Regions from separate parts of the Homo sapiens genome. Here region 2 is linked to region 1. The links are chromatin loops, found by intact Hi-C in ENCODE. Cell type or tissue: PC-3. All regions are shown on one strand. Each heading gives the region's core, and the rest is flanking DNA. Links, peaks and the distances in the headings are about the cores only. Region 1 overlaps ROBO1 (roundabout guidance receptor 1). Region 2 overlaps ROBO1 (roundabout guidance receptor 1).

Region 1 (9,370 bases), core at 530-8,529:
ACTGCAGAAATTGTCTGAAAATGAGATTAATATCAGAAAGGAATTGTTGTAGGTGGCCCCTGAGCCAGTGGTCACTTGAAAGCTGGAAATTCCCTGATTCCATTCAAACTGAGTCAGTCTCTAACTCCTTCTGATAGAGACCAAGGACAGTGAGTCAAGAGAAAAAAAAAATAACATACTATGTATGACACTTCCTGCATGTAAGATGTTTTAATTGTGTTCAGCTATTTAGGATAATTACACCTAATCACATAATTCCTGTAATTGGTGAAGTGACATAATTTAGATGTTTAACAAGAAATGTAGATTAAATAATTATAATGTATAGCTGCAATTTATGGATAATGATGGGCAGATTTTAAACTTTACAAAATAGTGTAATTTGAGCTTTCATGGAAATGTGCCTCACCATTTCTGTTTCCTATTTCTGACCAAGTGCAATAGCTCTGAAAGCTATATAATGTAAACTTAAGAGCTTCCCCCTGTTTCTAAGACATCCTTAATATAGAATATTCTTAAGAGACTAATGTGGTTTTAGCCTTTTAGCAGGAATCTAATATGAACTGAACTACCTTACAAGGAATTTAGGATTCCAGCTGTTTCTTCAGGGAAGTGAACGTCGAGAGGATTGAAAACTCGGCAAACATCATTGGCAAATGTGACCCTGGAACTCTCGTTCATGTGTTAATTAAATCATTGAACAAATATTTATTGGTGGCCGTTATGTGCCCTGTGTTGTGCCGGCCAAGTGCTGGGCATTCTATTTGGAGTTGCGTCCAAGAGAGCCAAGAAAAGAGAGGCGATGAGTAAGGAGGGCATATAAAACATTGCTCTCTTGCCAAGAGAGCACTAAGATAAGGGACTTTTAACATGGAGCTGAAGTTGTGAATTTTATGAGGACTTGCAGTAGAGTGGTGAATGTCAAAGTCAGAAAGAGGAGGCTGGAAACAGGGTTAGAGGTGAAGAGTACATTTCTTTTAAGTAGTTTCATGGTGAATCAGAAGAATGAAGTCAGACAAGAATACAAAATGGAGGCATTGAGTTTAAGAAAAACTATTGCCCTCCCATACTCCCAATGAATAGGCTTCCTTGAATCCTGTTAGGAAGAGTAATAAACAGCAAAACTTTGTCAAATCTTTCATGCCAAAATTTTCCTCATCCATTATTCGATCACCCTAATCATGTGAGGTATGTGCTATTATTATTCCCATTGTACAGGTAAGAAAACTGAGGTTTAGAGGGCAGTATCTTGCCCCCACTTGCTAAGTCTTAATACTAAGACTAGTAAAGAACTCCAGGTCTGCCTGACTCTGGAGTCAGCATCTCTGTAGGAAGGCTTTGTATAGGTAGAATTAAACATACAAGGATGAGAGTGCATAACCAAAAACTCCCTGTCCTGAGAAGTCTGGAAGAGATGTAACCCAATGGAAAAGTGGAGGGAGAAGCCTCAGTGAAAAGTAGTACTCTTTTTTTTTTTTTTTTGAGACGGAGTCTTGCTGTGTCGCCCAGGCTGGAGTGCAGTGGCGCGATCTCGGCTCACTGCAAGCTCCGCCTCCTGGGTTCACGCCATTCTCCTGCCTCAGCCTCCCGAGTAGCTGGGACTACAGGCACCCGCCACCACGCCCGGATAATTTTTTGTATTTTTAGTAGAGACGGGGTTTCACCGTGTTAGCCAGGATGGTCTCGATCTCCTGACCTCGTGATCCGCCCGCCTCGGCCTCCCAAAGTGCTGGGATTACAGGCTTAAGCCACCGTGCCCGGCCCTGGGAAAGTAGTACCGTTTTAACACGGAGAGTTAAAAATAGAAGTGCAGCTGCAAGTTGATAGACTCAATGGAGGGGGTTGGTAGCACTTTCATGTGAGGACTTTTACTTATTCATGAAGTTAGGGGATCCTCTGATGATAAAGCAGAGAGATGGAGGAGCCAAGATTTCTGACTAAGTAGCAACCGACGCAGAGTTCCCATGGGGCTATGATAGAAATGCATTTGTCTGTCCACATTCAGGACCAAGTTAAGCTTGCTGACATGACGTTAGTATACGTGTGAATTGGTACGGATGTGCAGGTGGAAAGGCCAAGAAGTGAACTGATACACAGTTGTGGCTTTGCCAAGCAGGTGAGAAAGAAGCTCAATGGCACAGAGATATAAAAAATGCTGGTGAAGGGTGGCTGTGGCCATTAGATGAAATTTGGATTCTAATCGTGAGAGGAAAGGAGTAAAGCATAGAGGGAACCAATAAGTAAACTACAAGTAGAAGATTCTGAGGACAGGACATTCTGATGCAATTCACGTACAAATATGTTTGGAAATTGAGGGGAAGAACTGAATATAAAGAAGTTGTAGCTATAGAGTGAGGAATGATTAAACATGCTCTTTCAGAACTCAGTCAGAGTGGAAGTTTCCCCAGGTATTCAGAAAGAGGGTATTCCCCAAAGAGAACTACTTTTCAGAAAATGTAGTCTTATGGCTTTCAGGGTTCTGTTGATACCTCAGTGAATCCTCAGTTAATTCGTCAGAAAATATGTAAAAGAAATACCCGTTTAGCAGGTATGCATGCTTATTTAAACATGTTAAACTAAAGTTAAGGTATCGGACGTATGAATCACTATTAAATGTTTTCAGAGTAGTTGATGTCAATGCCTTTTTTGATAATAAAAGTACTTTATTATAAAAACGTACCACAAAGGACCAAAAATATACAGAAACTGGATTGATTAATCCCTGCAAATTATAACCAGAGCTGCTTCACATTGTCACCTAAATAAGAAAATAATGGATTAAGGCCTGATTTGTGATAAGTAAATCACAGAGAAGAAAAGATTAATTAGTCAAGAGTAAGCAAAAGAAGTTGAAATTAGAGGAAAGGAGAAAAAACCTAGAATATGGAAAAATATATATGAGTGGCATGAAGGGAGGGTAATTAGCTGTTAAAACAAATGGAGATATTTCTGAAAAGTAATGATTAATTTCAAATGATGAAATCAAAATTATCATCAATCATTGAAACACAATATATAATAGAATTATGATAAATACATAATTATCAATGACTTGGAATTACTGTTTCCTATAATTTTTATATATATGTGTGTGTATATATATATATGTGTGTGTGTATATATATGTATATATATATATATACACACACACATTTATATAGTTTCGTTTTGTTTTTGACGGAGTCTCGCTCTGTTGCCCAGGCTAGAGTGCAGTGGGTGTGATCTCAGCTCACTGCAAGCTCCGCCTCCCGGGTTCACGCCATTCTCCTGCCTCAGCCTCCTGAGCAGCTGGGACTACAGGTGCGTGCCACCACGCCTGGCCAATTTTTTGTATTTTTAGTAGAGACGGAGTTTCACCATGTTAGCCAGGATGTTCTCGATCTCCTGACCTTGTGATCCACCCGCCTCAGCCTCCCAAAGTGCTGGGATTACAGGCACCTTTATTATATTTTAATCCATCAGATTTGGACCGTGGTCTATATGGTGAAAATTGCTTCTTGGAAAAATGACTGATTGCAATAATAATATATGTCATTATGTTTCTTATTATCATAAACTTGATACTGAGGCTTTCAAATTGCAAGTCACAATGAAGAAAGGAATATGAAAGTAAATGTGTCTGGATGTACACACCTGTGCTTATGTATGCACAAGACTGCATGCGTGTATGTGTCAAACCATGTATGTGCTTCTGTGTGTGTGCATGTGAATGCCTGTGGGTACATATGCATATGTTTCTGTGTGGAAGCCTAGAACTCAGTGAAACTGATATCTTTCTTTGCAAAGAGTTAGTAGTCGTGTTTTAATTATACACACATTAATTATACGGTCTTCCAGGAAAAATATGTTGAAAGATGTAATTCACTTTTGTTCCTAAATTATGATGTGTAATACAAGGATAGTCTATGTAAAAATGACTTCTTAAAAATTTTAAAATCCTGGTATCATAAATAAGAAAATGAAAAATAATTTAAACCTATATGGATAAAATGATAACAGTTCCATCCATTTCTTTCTTTCTTCATGTTTTGTGATCATGTTGAATTAGAGATACAAAAGGATCAAAGTGCTTGACTGGAGAGAAGAGAGTGTTTTAAGCAATACACAGACAAGGAAAGAAATCACAGCTGTTTCTGTGTTTCATAAGCAAACCAAGAAAACTCATCATGGCTAAGACTGGGAGCAAGAGAAGCTTTGTGTCTGTTCCTATCCACAGATTTTATGTGTTTCATAAAATCATATTGTTTCATTTTGCTGTTAGTGGCTGAGAAGAAAAGAGTGGCTCTCTCTTTTTCTGATAGCTCATTTAGAACATATGAAAGCTTTCCTCATCAGGCTGAGAAAATTACATCACTTAAAAACTCAGTCTTATGTACCCTTTCCAATCTGACTAGGAGAAAGTGTGGCATTTTTAGACATTAAGGCTATTTTGGATTCTTTTGAATTCCTCTAAGAGCAATTGGGTCTGATGCGATGGGTTTTTTCCTTATCTCCCGGGCTATGAAGAACTCTTTTATCATCCCAGCATTTGAGTTGGCAGAGTCCCTGGAATAGGTCAGAAAAAGCTCCTACAGAGATTTTTATATCACAGCATTGTTAGCTAAATTAATCCTTTTGCCTAGATTTTTTCCCTGAAGAGAAATTTCGTAAAGTTAATTGGAGTCTCAGGAAAAGGACTAACAAAAGGCAGAATTTCAGCTGGGTCAAACAGACTTATTATCTCAAAACCAAAAAAGATGAATTCTGAGGGAGCATACTTGGCTTTTAATACAATTAAAGCCTGAAAAGAAACTTAATTTTAATTTCATCAAGTCCACTCCATTTCCTTCAAGGAAAGACAGTTCACAAACATTTCTAGAGAGATACTTTTCAATCTTGTATTATTTAGGTTCTACAGTGGGAGAAATTATAGGTCCTTTTATAAAATCTCATAGTTATTGAATAGTTTTCTCAGTAACCTCTCCTCTTCTGTAGCTTAAATATAATGTTCTGAATTTTATCCAAATATTAGCTAGTTTCTCCCACAACACAACAGAGAAACAAATATTCCTTTTCATTCTAATTGTTACTCATAACCTTAAGCACATCCTGACACTGAAAATGCACTTCGATCTATTATTTTTAAAAAACTGGTTGTCGCTTTCCCTTCTGAGGTCTGGTTTATCCTTTAAAGCTACTGTCTTGTATCTTTCATTTGTTGTCTGTGTCTTAGATACACATAATTCCTCGTTAATTAATAATAATTAAATGTTAGACTTAAATTTTGGTGTAATTATCATAGGCTTGCCTCATTATTATACGAAGTCAACATACATCCTAAAATTCATATCTACCGTATGTGTGATGTAGATTCATGTCCGGCACTCTACTGAACTTTTATCAGGAGGAATAAGCTGATAACTAATTTTGCCACTAGATGGCACTAAGCTGCCTTTGGACGCTACTACCTTGGAAAACTTGCTTGAGAAAAATTATTTTTTAATCAAGAAATATACTTTTTAAATATTAAAATTTTCTAATTATGCATCTTTGTGGTATACAACAATTAATTTTCTGTCTAAAAGGGAGGTTACATTGAATAAAAAAGTAAGGTAAATACAATACTAGAAAATAATCACACTTGTAAGTATGCAATGAGTTTTTCATATGTGTAAATATCTGTTACGGCCACAATAAAAAGTTGAGAGCTCAAACAACAAATGAATATTACTCTTTTCTATACTGACATTTTTATCAGCCATCGCAGCGTATGCAGGAAGAGTTCGACATTGAATTTAAAATTTTCGTCCTTGCCAATCTTTATTAATGTCTTCTACAAAAACTGCTCACTGCTTTTGCTGGTATTAAATCGTTATTTAATGGTATTAAATCGTTATTTTGCTGGTATTAAATCGTGAGCTTAAAATATTAAGTTGTTTAATGGGCTCTGGTTATGCAAAATTTGGCTATTCACTTCTTTTCAGTGACAATATTTATTTGCTTTTCTCCTTTTGCTACCTATGACAAATCTCATAGTAAAGATGATTTTCCAGTATTGTATTTGCCTTACTTTTTGATTCAATCTGACCTCCTTTTTAAATAAAAAGTTAATTTTTATCTACTACAAAGATGCATAAGTAGAAAATTCTAATATTGAAAAAAAGATACGTTATACCCCACACATTAAGATTTATCATAAAATATATCAAAAAACATTAAAAATATTTATCTCAGGTCATACAACTATCATTTATCTTTCTGTGGACTAGTGATGGGTGGCAAATACAATATAGTAATTTTGTTTGTGATATGGCATGTCCATTAGATACCACAATACTTCAGACTAAACAAAGAATGTACATCAAGTTTCTTAACTCGAAGTTTTAATCAGAATTAACTGTACAAATGTTAAAACTATAGAAACCAAGGCTGCACCATGGATCAATTTATTGAATCCAAAACTATTGAGGTGAGCATGGCCACCTGCAGTGTTCAAAACTTTTAAGGGTAGCACTTATTTCACACTAGAGAAATAAGAACTGGTCCTCAGAGAGTTTGATTAAAGAGCATCATATTATCTAAGTGTTCCGCACCCTGGCTTCACACTTTGGAATATGGAGCCAGCTTTGTGAATTTGCTCTCAGCTCCTCCATGACCTAAATCAAGTTTCTTATGGCATTATGCTTCAGGTTTCCTAACTATATAATGATGACAATAAGAGCATCTACCTTATATGAGGTTGTTCTAAGAAACAAAGTGACTAATCCATGTAAAGTGTCCAAAACTTACTTAGCCCTAAATAATTGGTAAGAGCTATCAACTTCATCATCATCACCATCATCAATGTCATTGTTATTAATATGCAAAACTGTAGCTGTCCTCTATGTAGATGAGCTATAAATTTGTAGTATTTTTGCAATATTTATTTTATTTTCTTTTTTTATTAAAAAAGAAGGTGGAGAAAACAAAGAAAAAATTTAAAAGTACAAAAAAATTCTTCATAAATAATTTTATCAACTAATGTCAACAGAAAATTTAAAAACCTCAGAAAATTTATTCACGGATAGTTAAGAGTTGATTTCATGTCTTTTCCCTTTATAAAAAATCATCATTTGAGATTTGTTCATAACTTCCATTTATGAAAGTTAAAAAATGTATTTATGTAAATTTGATTTACATTCTGATATCACTAAGACCTTGAGACAATATGATGCTATTAAGACTATAACTAGACTCTTCTTAGAAGCATCTAGTAATTAAACCTTGCTAAAGTTTGAAGTTGGGCATGTTTGAACTCCATCCAAAACATTTGCAGAGAACATACAGTATAATCGCTCATGCTATTGTCTTGAGTACCACTGCCAGAAATAGAGTCCAAAGTGTATTCCACAATTTCCTCTGCCTGCAATTATCTTTCTTCTTTTATCTGGTGATGGAAGTTTTCTTCTTCCTTCAAATTTAGTTCAAGTATCACCAACTCCAGAAATCCTCCCAACAGGGCCTCAATCCACTTACTCTGAAGTCCAGCACGCCTACTGCCTTTTTGACCTCTTGAAGTATTTTATCTTATGCTTGGTATCTGTATTCCTGGCATCCTGGTGCCTACTAAAAGGAAATCTATTATTTTGATACTTAGGATTGCTTTCAATTCTTTTCTTAGGATATTTTATAATCCGAGAAGTGTTCAGATTAATAAAATGGACAGCTTCTAGATTATATGCTGAATGACTGAGGCTTCGATAATTGGTTTCATGGTTTACTGGATAGATTGAACAAATAATAAGTCAAATCTGGCGTTTAGAATGAAACAGAAAATATAACCTATCATGACAACTTGATCATTAGAACCCTTTAAACAAGATCAACATCAACCACCAATTCAGTTGACAAGAAATGTTTTTAGAAGCAATTATATACAGACAACATATGATACCAAGTATGGTGCCTCTTTGTTTGAAAGTTCTGTCAGTAATTGAATTAAGCAGCCTTTTGAGATTATTTTGACCATGTATGGAAAATGTATTTCATAATGTTTATTGTCCAGAATTTAGCCAGTTTTAAATGCTGACAGAAAGAAAGTAGAAAGGCTTTTTTTTTCACTTTATAAATTATAAGAGTGAGGTATGTTTTTGATGTTTATCAAGGAGTTAATTGATTCATTCACTGTTTCATCATTATATTGTTATAGCATGTTCATGTGTGATTTAGTCTCCATTAGATATTGCTAGAAAATTAATCTAGTTTAAGATACTCATTATGCCAGCAAAATGATCAGTTGGTACAAGCATTTTTATAATTAACTTACCCACATAGATAAATAAAGAGGTAATCTTATAGTAGCACAGAGGACATGATATGACTGGTGTCTGAAGAAACACATTTTAAATAGCAGTCATTAATTTATAGATGAACGTTTATAGGGAAAAAGCCCCCTCAGTTGGTGTTAAACCATGATATGTTGTCCAAATTTGCAGTAATTTTAAAGTTACGTGGCCAAAAAATATTCAGGACAGTAAAATACGTCAATAGTGCAGTGCATTAGTGACTTGTAATGGCAAAATGTGTGAAAGTGTGTCATTTTATATAATTGTGTGTGTCTTTCCTTATGCAGGAAGAGTATCATTCCACTCTTAAAATTATAGATTAAATTTGAGAAAAGAGGTATTTAGTTTAAATTCTTGCATTTCTGGAGTTTGTTTCCTTTTATTAAAATGGCAAATAGGTCTCAAACGTACAAGTACTGTTAAATGTATCCAGACGTCCAGCATGGGAAAACATTTAATAAAATTAAAGCACACCCAGACACACCTTGGATTCCCATACATATGTTGAAATCTCAAGACAGATTTACAAGAACAGAAAGTATTATCTGGGAGATCAACAAATAGAGGAAAGCTTCCCCAGTCACAAATCACTATTAACTTCTAACTGCTGCTGTGCTGGAAAACCATTTATAGCTTCTCAGGATATCAACGTCTTCCTAAACCAAATCCAAAGAGGAGACACAGACTGAATCAAATAAAATCTTTCCTCTGACCTTTGCTTATTCCTTTGGACCCCGATGACTTAACACTTAAACCTGAATCATATTGCATTTCCCTGTGTCAATATGAATAGCCGTATCTATATGTAATGATTATTTTATGCCAAACACTATTCTTAGTGTTTCATAGTTACTAAGATGTTTAATTATTGTAACATCCCTATAGATAAATAGTATTTTTTCACAATTTCATTTTATAGATAAAGAAATTGAGGCAAAGAGAATAGCTTACATGACCAATGTCACATAGCTATGTAAGTGACGAAGCCAGAATTTAAACCAAGAAAGTCAGCTCCAGAGATCATGCTCTTAACCGATATTCTAATCCACCTAAAAAACACACCATCA
Region 2 (9,370 bases), core at 507-8,506, 190 kb after region 1:
AAGAACAAATGTCGTAAGCAAAATAAAATGTGCTTAAATGTATGACATATCCTAGAACTGGTGAGCATTTCAGTTTAGTCAATAATGCAGTGCTCAGGGTAGACACAGTAGAAGGGAATAGTTGGAAAGATAATTCAGGATCCAAAAAAAAAAAATTGAAAATAATGGTATACACACATATAATTGGAAAAAAAATGTAGTTTGTACTTTAATTTTAATACAACTTTATGTAAAGTTTCTAGGATTGTTCCAAATTAACAAAGCTGAAGACAATCTGTGATAATCCATCTTTGAAGGACTTTGAAATCAACTGTCCCTGTGAAGTGTGCTCTTCCTTACACGGGCAATCCAGGAAGAGCAACTTTCCAGGAATTCTCCCAAGGGGATGATGAAGTACAGAAAATTGAGACAAAAATTTTTAGAGATTTAGTTAATACAATAAAAATGTTTTACTTTTAGAGATAGAAGGAAATATTTTTCAATGTATTTGTTTGTATGCATTTATAGTCACTCATAATAACCTGCAATGATAGGAATTTGACCCAACTGGCTAAAACACATTTAGAATCAAAAATAGTTTCTCCTAAGTAACTGAAATGCTTTCATCTGATAAATATTTTGAATGAGTAGACCACAGGATCTTATTCATCAAAGTGATTAGAGGGAGGCTTAGAGCAAATTGAGGTACCTATAGAAATTTAATAGGTTTTGATCATTTTTGCTGTTGTTCTTGTTATTGTTGAAGTCTCCCTTTTGGCTTGATTTTTATGCCTCTACTTTTGTTTTACTTTATCACATACTTTAAATTTATATATTGTAGTGTTATATTTTATATATTCATATAATCAGTTTTATGGTTGTAAATGTTTTGATAATGGACTCTCCAAAGGAAAGCTGTTTGTGTGTGTTTAGTATAATACTGATATGAAGATGTGTACAACATAACTTATAAGTAATAATGTTACATATCATAATTTTATTATAGATTTCATATAGTCAATTGACTTTCAGAGAATATTTTTGTTAATTTTTCCTGACTTTTGTATCCATAACCACCCTATGAAGGTATTTCCAGTTTTAACATGAAAGTTAGTTGATTTTTTTTATGTAACAAGTAAGACAAAAGTGTACAACTAAAGATATATGCCAGAACTTCACTTGTTTTTCAATCACGTGAATGACTTGTTTATTTAAATGGTTAATAGTTGTTTAAGGAAGAATATTTTATCCCTTTATGTATGTGTGTGCTGTTTACAATGTAATCTGTACTGATGCAACACAATTTTAAGTTTAATCTGTTTTATAAATATTTTCTTCATCACTTTCTTAAATCTAGAATATCAACAAAAGAAAAAATTAAGCCCAGATTTTGTTATGGCTTTTTTTTTTTTTTTTTTGCAATTTTCATGGCATATATACTTGCACCATGGCTACTAATGTGACATCATCAAATGTCAAGTTGAGAAGAGATGCTTGGCAGCACACTCCTGCATAGTGTTTCTAGCACATGAATAAAATATACTAAAACAATATCAAGGACATAGATGATACTAACGATGAAGTAAAACAATTACAAAATTGTTACTTTCATAAGCTTTTTTAACATAATATGTGTAATTATTAATTTATAAGCTTTGTTTTTAACATAAGATATTTAATTATACATTTATATTATTTAAATAATGAATTTAAGTAAATTCATTATTGTGAATGAAATTATATAAAATAATAATTTTATAGAAAGTCATTATTATATAAAGTAACTTCAACGAATTTAAGAACTAACTCAAAATATCCCTGAAAAATCTATCAGTTGGCTCTTTTGAACTAGTACATCTGAATCCAGCACATGGCTACGTGATATTTTCTTCATTTCTGAATGAAGGAAAGGTATATATAAAGTAAATTACTCTGTTAAAAAGAAATGAACACAAGTATGAAAAATAAATTACTTCAGATTGATGCAAGTATTCAACATGCAAATAAAGTTGATGAAGAGTCAACTCTGTTCACCTCCTAACTGATTTATCCCTTAGCCTTCTTTGACCATTTACTGGCAGGCTTATTTAACATGTATTTAAATTCCTAAGAGAAAAAAAAATAACTTGTCTAATTCACTGGTAATAATAACATCTGTAACCAAATATATGTGTGAGGCAACATTTTTTACCTCTAAAATAGATTTACAGCAAATTTACAAAAATTTGTATTGCCTTAGTTTAGACAAGGAAAGGAAATTGAGTTTCATGTACAAAGAAGATAATAATTTTAAATTTAGGGGCAAGGCTATTTGAACATTTCACATATTTTCCTATCTTAAATGCAAAATATTTTAAAATTCTTAGATATCTAGGTAATGGAACAGATTGGTGGATTATGTTGGTATGTTTGCTTTACTTTACTTGGACTAATTTAAGAAGAGTGACCTTTGATTGTTAACTGAACTGGAAACACATTTAAATTTTCTGATAAATAGCAACCTAAGTAGCACACCATGGCCTCTGACAGCATTCATGTGTTAACAGAAATGAGTGGTGTGTTAACTGATGGAGTCCTTATAATGATTTCATCAGTAATTAGTAGGTAAATGAGGCCCTGGGATGAAAGCTTGAAGGTTCCATTTGCCCCTTTACTCTTGATTGGCACAATGGCCCTGAGCTCTAATCTAGTGAGAATATTTCATGAAAGAGCCCTACACTAGGATATGCAGATAGCTAAGACCCAGGCCTTGCACTTATTGTTTCCTTTGTTGTTAAAGACCAAGAGTGTGTTTTCTCTCTCTCGCTCTCTCTCTTTGACTATAAACGTTTACATTTTAGGATTTTTAACCTAAACATGTATTTACATTTTTGTACTTCAAAGCTCTGAATAATTTCAATGTTCAAATGTTTATAAAATTTACCTCTTTAAGTTAAGAGTTTTGTAGGCCCTATTCTTATTTTTATATACTCCATGTCCATAAATTGAGAGCATTCCTTTTATTATGCTTTTGGTATTAAGACCTAAACTTGTGAAATTTTGAATTGAGATAACAAAATGGGCATAGGTTATTTATTTTTCACCAGTCACTTATAACAGCTGTGATCCTAAAATGGTAACACCAAAGCTGAACCATTTTTATTATGTGGTTTTATTTTATCGTTAAGTACTTACACAATTTAACCACCCTAAGGGATCTTATTATAATGCCTACATCAGAGGATTTTATTTCAGGTTTCAACAATAATCTTCAGTCATGGAATATTACTATATTTTACATTGATTAAAATCAAGTAGTCCAAGTAATTACTCAGCTATCTGGATTTCATTTGAAAATTCTTCTGCCCTTGTAATATTAAGAAACGTGTGTGTGTGTGTGCATTTCTACAGACAAAACAAGCAAGGCTGAATAGGATAAAGTGGAATCCTATAGAATAATCTCAACAAGTAATTATTTATTGGCTATGATATGCCTGTGCGGCAAGCAAAAGAAAAAAACGACAAGAAATCTGTGCTTCCATCTTAAAGCCTTTGTATGGAATCTGCATTAACTGTTTGGAGGAATATAAAATTAATGTAGATTATAACATAATAAAATGAATATGTACTACTATTATATGTCAAGATCTTGAATCCAAATGTGCACTAATATGTACTCTTGAAGAGATCCCAGTCATCAATAGTCCACTTTCATAGCCTTGCTATTCTTTGGTTATCTAAGCTGTAGCTACACTGGATTTCTTTCAGTTCTTTAATAGTTCCATTATTCTTCCCATCTTATGGTCTTCAAAACTTGTTGCTTCTACATAAATCATTCTTTTCATTGCTGCAAACATTCTCTTTCCCCTTTATCTTTAGAATTTTGCTCAAATAATTCATCTTAATTCTTCAAGTTTTCAACTTTAAATGTCACTTTCTCATTTAGGATTTTCCTAGCAACAGTCTATTTCAATGTTCTAGCATTCTTTCATAACATCTATAATTAATTATTTGTATAAATAATAGTGATGCATTTTCCTCACTTTAATGCAAGCTCCTCTGAGGACCGGAACCCTTGATATATTATCTACTCCTGTATTTTAAGCTCCTAAAACAGTGCCTGAAATACAGGGGGCATGGAGTCAATGTTGCCTAACTAAGTAAATAAATGGAAACGTTGAAGTGACTAGAGATATTGAAGAGTTTGGGACACAGAAAACATGACTTTAACCTCCAAACATTAGAGAGAGACTTCTACAAAGGAAAAAGCAATATAAGCAAAATAGTAGGGGCAAACATTATACTAGGAGAGTTTGGAAACAGTAAAATGAACTAGCCAGAGTGGTGATATTAGGGTTTAGTGGAAGAAAGATAAAATGGGTATGCATTTTACCATGTTGGGTCAAAGGTCATTTTCAGAAAGCCAAGGAGTTTCTGCCAACTTTAGCTTTGAATTATGATATTTTCATCACTGATTTTTTTAAAAAGAAAAACTCTCTTAAGGATTTCTGGAAAAAAAAAATCTCCCTGGAAGAAACAGTATTTATTTAAATAAAGCCAAAGTTCCTGACTCAGCATCAAAGTATTTCTTTTAGCAGGGCGATGACTAAAGCTGAATGTTTCCTCTCATTGGGTAAACTGTCACTGTTGGCTCTTCTCCGAATACGCAATTAGCCAAATCACACACAGGCCGATAGGGTTGTGCCAGCAAATCTAAAGAATACTGTTAAGTCCAGTTTCTTTCCGTTCCTGGCTGTGCAGATTGCCTGAATCTATATTAAAGTATACATTCCCCAAAATAGCAAATAATGCTTGACCAACATGTGGTACAAGTTAAAAATAATTATTTTAATACTGATGATGATGATAGCTAAAAGTCTGTAGTTATCATCTGACAGTGACCATTCTAAATTCTTCCCATGCATATATTAACTGCCTCAATCCTCCTAACCTCTCTCATGAAATGGATGCTATTTGTATCTCCATTTTACAGATGAGGATGATTAAGTACAATGCATTCAAATAACTTGCCTGAGTCATGCAGATAATAAACCTCAAAACCAAAAATTCAAACCCAAGTATTCTGACTTCTGATCCCAAGTTCTTCAAACATCTTAATTACCAAGGCAGAATGCTCAGATTGGATTAGCAGAAAGATTACTAGTCATTGTAAGATCTGGAACAAAGATGTGAGATGAAGAGAGGATATTTTTGTTTTTATTTTTGCTTTTCTTTTTAATTGATAAAGCAGTGGTGTGAAGGGAAGTAACTAGTTGGGACAGATAAAAAGGAAAGTGCCCTCTTAGAAGGCAATTGCATAGTTTTATCATTTATATGAAGACAGTAGCCCCAAAATGATGACAGTCATTACAGGTGTTATAAAGATATAAGTTATAGGAATTTAGAAGAAAGGAACAGTGACATTGATTTCATGACAAAAATACAATGTGGATGTACACAAAGAAGTTTTACTAGAACAGAAGGCTAAATTCTCTGTGTTCCTCTTGCTAAGGAAGAAATTGCTGCCTTGCAACTTCTGGAATTTTGTTGGCACAAGCAAACAAAAATAGTGAAGAGTAAACAAAAAAACACAAAAATTTTAACTGCAAGAAAATTTACTAGCGTGAGTTTAGATGCTCTGGATGAATTAGGAAATGCTTTTGTGCTATTAATTTTCAAACCTAAAAGACCTTTCTTCAATTTTATAATCAATATTATCAGCAGTATCTTGACCTGGGAAAAATGAAGTGTTTGGCACTGGTTGTGTCTTTTAGGAAACATGATTAGGACATGATTTGAAATTGAGTAGCCAGAATTCTGACAGTCTTTGTTCTTAACATTGGAGACACGTGGATATGTGCACATCGCCTCAGGCATAGTGAATAGCAGTAGCATTAATTCAGAAGCCTAAGAAGATGTCTTTGGAATATTATTCCTCTATCCATAAAACTGTTAAGTGATTCATTAATTCAACAAATATTATGAATCCTTTACTGATTTAGGCACTGATAATACATTAGTGAACAAATTAAGAAAAATAGCGGATCAACGAGGTCAGGAGATCGAGACCATCCTGGCTAACTTGGTGAAACCCCGTCTCTACTAAAAATACAAAAAAAATTAGCCAGGCGTGGTGGCGGGCGCCTATAGACCCAGCTGGTCGGGAGGCTGAGGCAGGAGAATGGCGCGAACCCGGGAGGCGGAGCTTGCAGTGAGCCGAGATTGCACCACTGCACTCCAGCCTGTGCGACAGAGCTAGACTCCATCTCAAAAATAAAAAAAAAAAAAAAAAGAAAAATAGAAAACTTGCCTTCCATCCTGCAACTTACATTCTAGTGGGAAGATTTTATGAAAGTTGTTGATCACATAATTGAAATATATATAATGTATTTGTCTCTAAATTATTTCTAAAAAGAGGATTTCTTAAGTGCAGGAGATAATTCTACAAGAATAAAAAATCCAATTGAAGGTATAAGATGAGTAATGAATATTCAGTATCTGCAGTACCATCATAACCATCATAAATAATACAGCTGTCCAAAATTTAGTCAAGGGCAAGTTTGTAAAGATTCTCCAATTTCTATTTTTTTCTAACAGAAGTGAATTGGCTATAGGCATTAGATTAAGTATGTAATTTTCTGTGCCTTTATGATCTTCATCAAGTCTTACATTACTTTGGGGCATTAATAACTGTATTAGTCAGGGTTCAGTCAAAGAGAGAGAACCAGTAGAAGACACATTGCAATAGTAGAGACCTATTGCAATGAGTTGGTTTGCGCTATTGTTGGGGGTGGCTAGGCAAGTCTGTAATCTGTAGGACAGGCCATCAGGAAGGGTAGAGTGGAACTCTCCTGCATGGGCTGAAGTTGCTCTCCACAGGTGGAATTTATTCTTCCATCAGGGAAGCTTCAGACCTATTTTTAAGGTCTTTCAACTGATTGAATCAGGCCCACTCACATTATCCGGGACAATTCCACTTAATTAAAGTCAATTGATTATGGACTTAATCACATCAATAAAATATCTTCCCAGCAACTCCCAGATTAGTATTGGGTTGGCTATCTGGGGATTGAAGCCTATCCAAGCTGACATATCAAAAGAACCATCACGATAGATTATGTGATATGTGTATCTGGTCTGGTGCACATCGTGCCATTATAGATACCCAAATTCTGTAGGCTATTTCTTTAGGGTAAAACTTGAATTTTTGCAGTTTATAAATCCAGGGGAAATTCCGTTCTTTCAGGCTTTAAAATTTGTGGAAATCCTTAGGGAACCCATTGCTCCCCATTATTGGAAAATAGTACAGACGTTTTGACACTGATTTCTGATCTTCGAATCAGCTTTTTTCCAAAAGACTTTGTAGACAATCTCCTTCTGACAAATAATGGAAAAGTCTCTTGGAGGGGATACTGAGTTCACTCAGCACATTCCTAAGAATCTCAAACAGGTAAATTATTCTAATGCTGAAAGAACTCAACCTTGCAAAATGTCTCATAGGAAAATAATGTTGAAGTGCTCAGCTGATTACTTATAATGCCACATCTATGCCTGATATCTACATGTACAGAACTACTACAAACACTATGGTAGAGTAAGGTCTTCTGATCAAAACATGCTGACTCTAATAAAGTTATTGAGCTCCACTGTTAGCGTGAATGATAAATATTTATTGAACATCTTCCTGTGTGCCAGGCACTATTCTAGGCTCTCAGGATGCATTGATGAGTAAACAAATATCAAGAATTCCTGACCTTATGGCGCTTACATTCCAGTAATGTAGGCTGGCAGTGATGTAACATAAACAATAAGTATACCAACTAGATTTTAAAGCAAGTTAAAATGTGTTAAGTATCAGGAAAAAAAATGATAAGGTTAGGGGTGTGCAGTGTGACAGGATCTATTGTAATTTTAAATGCAGTAGTCAGATTTGCCAAGGTAATATTTGAGAAAAATGCAGAGGATTCAATAAATAAGCCATGCAGTTATTTGGAGAAAGTGCTTCTAGCTAAGACTACTTGTAGTGTGTTTGATAAACAGCAAGAAACCATTAGGCCACAACAGATAGAGCAAGGGGAGAGGAGTCGGGAATGAGATCAGAGAGGCAATAGGCAGCCCGTGAAAGTCCTTGTAGGCTGCTACAAAAATTACTTCTTTAATTCTGACATAATAGAGGAGATTGGACAGTTTTGAACAGAATGGTACCAGGACCTGAATTCTATTTTAATGAAATGATTAAGGATGTTATTTTAAAAGAATACTAAGGTGCAAAAGAGTAAATGAGAAAATAATTTCAAGCTATTGCAATAAAGCAGGCAAATGAGGATGGTGGGCTGGATCAAGATGAGAGTGATGGTAGAGGAGGAGAGACGTACTTATATTCTGGTTACATTATAAAGGTGGTGCAATATGATTTTGTATTTTCATCATATGATTATTTGACAGGTTACCTGTTGTCAAATGACATGAATCTCTGCTGTAAAAGTCTTACAAATATGTGTCCTTCTGATAGATTTCCTTCTCAAGCAACTGTGCTATATACTTTTGAAACCACATATTAGTACTCTAATTTTTCACTGCCTGATATAGTCTGCAGATATTAGAGACTATGTAGGGACTCTTGTTGAGTTTGTTGAAGGAATTGGACCACATTTATGTTATTAGCTGCTTCTTTAATAATTTACACTGTGTAATGTTGAGGACTCACTGGTTCTTTGTTTTAGTTCCCCCACCCTTGGACCATTTTAAATATCAAATTTGGCACAACAAAATGAGACCTTTGGAGGATTTCACTGTGATCTCCCCTTATAAAACAATTCCACACAGTGTCTTCCAAGGATTATTTTAATTGCAGGGTGAGATCTTACTGGTACATTTTTACAATATAATCATCAATGTCATTACCATACTAATGCCATTTGTAAAAATGTGGAAATCTGAAAATCGCACCTTCAATATTCCTAAGATTTAGAATCAGGGGATGCTGGAAGAAGTCATCTTATAATGACATTTGTTTATCTGTCTAAAGTACACAAATAAGTGAGGATTGTACTTTTCTAAATAGGATCCTTTTCTTTGTTTCAAGATGAGTAAAAGCCTCTCAAAATTTGAGGCTGCAGAATGGCTTCTATAAAAAACAACAACAACAACAACAAAACCTGAAAACAAGTGTTGGCAAGGATGCAGAGAAATTGGAACCCTTGTGCACTGTTCAAAATGTAAAATGATACAACTGCTGTAAAAAACAGTATGGCAGTTCCACAAAAAATTAAAAATAGAATTACCATATGATGCACCAATTCCACTTTTGGGTATAGACCCAAAAGAATAGAAGGCAGTATCTCAAAGAGATATTTATACACCCATGTTCATAGCTGCGTTATTCACAACAGCTGAAATATGGAAGCAATCC

The links. A loop is a pair of places that touch in the nucleus more often than their neighbours do. Peaks named below come from ENCODE experiments on the same cell type or tissue, not always from the same donor. Only the 100,000 strongest peaks of a DNase experiment are listed, where the experiment ranks them.
Region 2: it touches region 1 in a loop (2.9-fold over the local background); 3 of 110 quality-filtered maps call a loop at or near these places.

Annotation. Positions count from the first base shown.
Region 1 is chr3:79,358,009-79,367,378 of GRCh38, reverse strand. The region is part of intron 2 of ROBO1 (roundabout guidance receptor 1); the gene reads left to right. Among named protein-coding and RNA genes, the nearest start is that of MIR3923, 150 kb to the left of the region's middle. In PC-3, for the core only: a CTCF peak has its summit at 5,392 (motif pointing right); no DNase peak of the experiment used is centred there; H3K4me3 peaks cover 352 bases; H3K27me3 peaks cover 755 bases.
Region 2 is chr3:79,163,441-79,172,810 of GRCh38, reverse strand. All of the region lies in intron 2 of ROBO1 (roundabout guidance receptor 1), which reads left to right. Among named protein-coding and RNA genes, the nearest start is that of MIR3923, 340 kb to the left of the region's middle. In PC-3, for the core only: no CTCF peak of the experiment used is centred there; a DNase peak (open chromatin) is centred at 4,590; H3K27ac peaks cover 1,420 bases.